2 separate regions of the Homo sapiens genome follow, and region 1 is linked to region 2. Evidence: chromatin loops called from intact Hi-C (ENCODE). Cell type or tissue: Caco-2. All regions are shown on one strand. Region 1 overlaps TNIP1 (TNFAIP3 interacting protein 1). Region 2 has its middle 8.6 kb from the start of CCDC69.

Region 1 (2,500 bases), 170 kb before region 2:
GGAGTCAGTGCTCAGCTTCCAGCTGACCCTCATGGCCACCAAGAACTCACCTCTGGCTCTTGGCCCTGCCCTAGAAAGTCTCCCTCCTCCATCTACATTTTCCCCATTACCCGTGTAACCTCAGAACAGGTCCTTCTTTCCCTGCACCTGATCTGTAGGATAAGGATGCTGAACTATGCAATCCCTTGTAGGATACCAAGCAAAACTTCTCCAGCCAAATCTGTAGATTTTTTTTTTTTTTTATGAGAGGGTCTGACTCTGTCACCCAGGCTGGAGTGTGGTGGCATCAACATGGCTCACTGCAGCCTTGACCTCCTGGGCTCAAGCGACCCTTCTGCCTCAGCCAGCCTCCCAAGTAGCTGGAACCACAGACATACACCATCACACCTGACTACTTTTTTTCTTAGAGAGATGGAGTCTCACTATCCTGCCCAGGCTGGTCTCAAACTCCTGGGTTCAAGCAATCCTCCTGCCTCAGCCTCCCCAAGTGCTGGGATTATAGGCATGAGCCACTGCGCCCAGCCTGTAGAAGATAGTTTCTGAGCCCTCTTTGAGAATGTGAGCTCCATGTCACATCTGTCTGTTTTCCTAGCACTGTGCACACTCAGTGATACTTAACAGTATACAACTTAGTAAGTGAGAAGAATTCCTTGTACATACCAGGGTCTTCCTGGTAAGTTTTAACTATGACCTTCATTTCAAAATGGGGAGGCTGAGGCCCCAGAGAGTTTGCGATGGACTTGCCCAATATCACCCAGCGAGACGGAACACAGTTTCTTGACCTCAACCCTCTTTCTTCATGTTCTTGTATCTGTCAGTAGGACTTGAGGTCCATCCAGGCAACCTCCACCCATGACTCCAAATAAAACTTACACTGGATGGAGGCTTCTGGACTGGTGCTGGCTTGTCACTGGGGCATGCAGGGGCTGTGGGAGATGCTGTGACATTTGAGTCCTTTCCTGGAGAATCAAGAAAGCACAGATGAACTGACTGGGAAGGGGAGAAGCCCAGGTACCACCCTCTCAAGGACAGCCCTTGACAAAAGGGTTCTCAGACAGGATTCCCCACTCGAGTGTGGGAGAATGGGAGGTGGTCTCATCAGGGCCAGGTAGTCTGAGAAAATGGCCTGCCCTGGAGTGACGGGGCAGAGCCTGAGCAGAGAGACCATGCTCCCTGGGCTTACTGGGAAAATCCCAAGTTGGCTGCTGCTCCTTGCTGCCCTGAACAGGCCTCAATGATAAAGACAATGATTTACAATTTGAAAAGTCTTTATGTATCTATTATCCCAGCCATTCTCATAAAAGCCCCATATCCCCATTTTAAAGGTCAGGACACTGAGGCTTGGGAAGGTCATCAACTTGCCCACAGCCACATAGCCAGCAACTGCAAACTCAGGACTGAGACTTGGCCCTCCCTCCCTGACTTCCTGCAGTCCTTGCTGCAGGGAGCTCCTTGAAGGTAGCTTCATTTCTCACTCTGAGAGTGGACCTGGCACCAATCAGGAACTCAGGAACATTGCTGAATAGACAAGCAGAGGCTGGAAATGCCCACTGACTGCAGCACAGTGGACTCTGAGACCATCACTTTCCTCCATTTGTCCATTCAGCAAATGCAACCACCAGCCAATAGAAGGCTGTCACATTGGCCTGGGCCAGATACCATACAGTAGAGCTGCAGCAGGAGGCATCTGAGTCCAGCTGAGGTGCGGATCATTTCCATCCTGGTCCCAGACCTTACCCTGGACTTGGAGACATGCCAGAGTAATGCACACTCTGTACGCATGGTGATGCCTCTACCATACATGGGACTTCAACCCCGAGCCACAGTCACCCTGTCCTTTAATGGGCAGCACACGTAACCTTACATCTGAAATACGCTGCAGCAGGCTAACAGGCAAGCCCAGCTTCTTCCCTGGGCCTCAGCTTCCCTAATTGTAAAATGGACGCGCAGGGCACGACCAGGGAGCTTCCAACTCATATGCCAGCTCCAAGTGACAGGGAGTAGCTGCTTGGAGTGCGATGCCTGGCACACAGTAGCTGCTCATTAAATATTAAATATGCTGATAAAGACCCCAAGGCCACAGGACTGCAATGTAGTCAACTGTTGTATCTATTACTCATGTCTGCTGGGGCCTCAGGAGTGCTGAGTCACTGGCTATTTTTAACAAGATTGTTTTGAAGTCCCTTCCAAATCTGACCTTCTGGGGGATGTGGCAGCCAAAACATGAATGGAAGGGTAGCCTGTGACCTAAGGATAAACGAGAGAATGTGGGTTTTGGCATAAGAAGGGAGTTCACTGTGAAGGATTTGGGCAGTTTGGGGTACAGGGAGAGTCAGAGGTACCCAGACTCCTCTTATACCTGTGAGCTCAGCCAGGGGGTCGAAGGAGCCCAAGGAGGGAGAAGGTGGTGGGAGCAGCTCGTTGTCCTTCACTAGCTCCTCTGCCTTCTGCCGGAGCCTGGTCGCTTCCATCTGGGACTCTTCCAAAAGCTCCCCTAGAG
Region 2 (2,500 bases):
GCAGGCTCATTTGCTTCAGAAGCATCAGGGATTGGTTAAAGTGCAGTTTCTCTGGACTTCTCTCTCTTTTCCCCATCCACTGCATCAGGACTGAGAGGACTGAGTCAGAGGAATCTTCACACTCAAGGTTGAGCTTTACTGCCCCAAAGCTTGTGTGGGTCTCCTTGCCAGGGAACTGAATTGCTACATGGATTGGATTGGATTGTGTTGAATTGAATGAAAGGGTAAGTCCTTGGAAAGGAGAATTGAATCTGAGTAACACTAATTAGCAAGAAGTCATCCCTGCCTATTTTCCCAGGAGAGCTGTAGTTTGGGATTTGGGCTGCCTTGGGAGAGGCATCAAAAGATTCACTTTACCACTTTCTTTACCAAGAGTCAGTTCATGTAAATCATGGTCGGCCAGTGCTTTCTCTGTTCAGTGAAGTTCAGATAAAGATCCCTAAGGAGCTTGGATGGTAAGAGTAGGAGGAGCACAGAACATCACCTAGAAATACTCTCTCTTTTTTTTTTTTGAGACAAAGTCTCGCCCTGTTGCCCAGGCTGGAGTGCAGTGATGCAATCATGGCTCACTGCAGCCTCGACCTCCGGGGTTCAGGTGATCCTCCCACCTCAGCCTCCTGAGTAGCTGGGACTATGGGCATGTGCCACCATGCTTGGCTAATTTTTGTATTTTTTTGTAGAGACAGGGTTTTGCCATGTTGCCCAGTATTGTCTTGAATTCCTGGCCTCAAGTGATCCTCCCGTCTTGGCCTCCCAAAGTGCTGGGATTACAGGTGTAAGCCACCATGTCCAGCTGCCTGGGAATACTCTCTAGGGAAAACTGCACATGCTTTCCTTAAGTAAGCTGTGGGGTCTGGAGGCCGCTAGGAATGAACAATAGTGAACATTTCATTGCATCAGTGGCTCTCAAAATGTGGACCAGGCTTTAACAGCATCAGCATCTCTTGGGAAATTGTTAGAAAAGCATCAGACATCCTGGGTGTGGGCCTCAGCAATCTGTGTTTTAACATCTCCTCCCCATAATTGTGATGTGTGCTTATGTTTGAGAACCACTGCTTTAGACCTTCATGTCCTCCTCATGTCTGATAGATGTCTGATAGACTTAAAAAAAATGGACACAGAGATGAGGGACAAAGTAGGGTCCAGGGCTCAGTGAGTCGATGGGTAAGCACTGTTTTCTGGGTTTGAGACATCCTTGGCAACACTGGGTGTCTAGTGTCTAGACCACCCCTACCCACATCCTTCGTGTGAAACATGGTGGACTGTTCCATGGGCTACATGAGCCAGGCCCTGAACCACCCCACATCTAGAGACCTTAGGAGAATCCTTCCTTGCTTTGGAGATTCTGAGGCTCCCTTTTGGATACAGTCTTCTGATGAGCAGCGTGTTGATTTATAAGTAATTGACTGAGCAGGACTCCAGCATTAGCTTGGGTCTTTCCAGGCTCAGAACAGAGCTGGGTATTCACTTGCCCGGCTGCAAGCAGACAGTAAACTCCCTACCCCTCTACCTTGCCTCCCCCAATATACATCTCATCAAGGGACCATCTGCACCTTCTGCATATTCCCACTGACATCATGCTCTCAATTCTATCCAACTGCAGACACATTAACTGTATAGCCTTGTTCAGTGGATCCTCATTTCCAGCAGCCCACTTCATTCTTTGATTTGAAAAGTGAATATTTTTCAACCTGTATAGCCTGCTATGTAATCATAACTTAAGCAACCGTTTTCCAACAGACGACTATGCCTTGACCCCTTCTTCTGGGAAACCTGGCATTTCCTGGTCCTGGGTCCTGATGCATCTTCCTTGTTCTACCCTAGTGGGAGGGTCTTACCCACATAAAACAATGGGAATGAGAGTTGGAGGATGGTGAGGTCAGCAACTGGGCTTTCCAAACTGAAAATTGGACCACATGAGGTAGCAAAGAAATTTTGTGACTTATGTATATTTTTATTGATCTGATTCTATTCATGCATTACTGTTCGCCAAAATATTGGAATTTCTGGGACATTTAGAGGGACAAGGAGGTAGAATAATATTTGTAAATCGGAGTGGCCCAGAATATATGGGAGATATACCTAGGTCTGCAGGTTAAAACCCAAATGTCTATAGGGCTAGGTAGGTACCTAAATTAGAAAAAGGCTAGTATAAGTTGGGGACAGGTGCAAACTGGGGGCCATATACCAAACCAAAAGGAGCACAGGTGGCTGCACTGCAGTGGATTGGTGTTAGAAGGAAATGGAGGCCCTGATTGGCCTGACCTTCTAATTTTCTAAGTGAAACTGAAAATCTTTTTTCTTTTTTTTTAAGAGATAGGGTTTTGATGTGTTGCCCAGGCTAGAGCGCAGTGGCTATTCACAGGCACGATCATGGTGCACTGCAGCCTCAAACTCCAGGGCTCAAGCGATCTTCTGCCTCAGCCTCCCAAGTAGCTGGGACTATAGGTGCATACCACTATGCCCGGCTCAATTTTTTTATTTTTATTTTTGGCAAGGT

The links. Hi-C counts contacts between places; a loop is a spot of excess contacts. Peaks named below come from ENCODE experiments on the same cell type or tissue, not always from the same donor. Only the 100,000 strongest peaks of a DNase experiment are listed, where the experiment ranks them.
Region 1: a loop joins it to region 2, with 5 times the contacts of the local background. A loop is called at or near these places in 33 of 110 quality-filtered maps.

The regions. Positions count from the first base shown.
Region 1 is chr5:151,061,254-151,063,753 of GRCh38, forward strand. It overlaps TNIP1 (TNFAIP3 interacting protein 1), which reads right to left. Exons shown (of 18, transcript NM_006058.5): 3 at 2,360-2,494; 4 at 874-959. Among named protein-coding and RNA genes, the nearest start is that of TNIP1, 19 kb to the right of the region's middle. In Caco-2, no CTCF peak of the experiment used is centred here; no DNase peak of the experiment used is centred here.
Region 2 is chr5:151,231,484-151,233,983 of GRCh38, forward strand. No RefSeq gene overlaps it. Among named protein-coding and RNA genes, the nearest start is that of CCDC69, 8.6 kb to the left of the region's middle. In Caco-2, no CTCF peak of the experiment used is centred here; no DNase peak of the experiment used is centred here.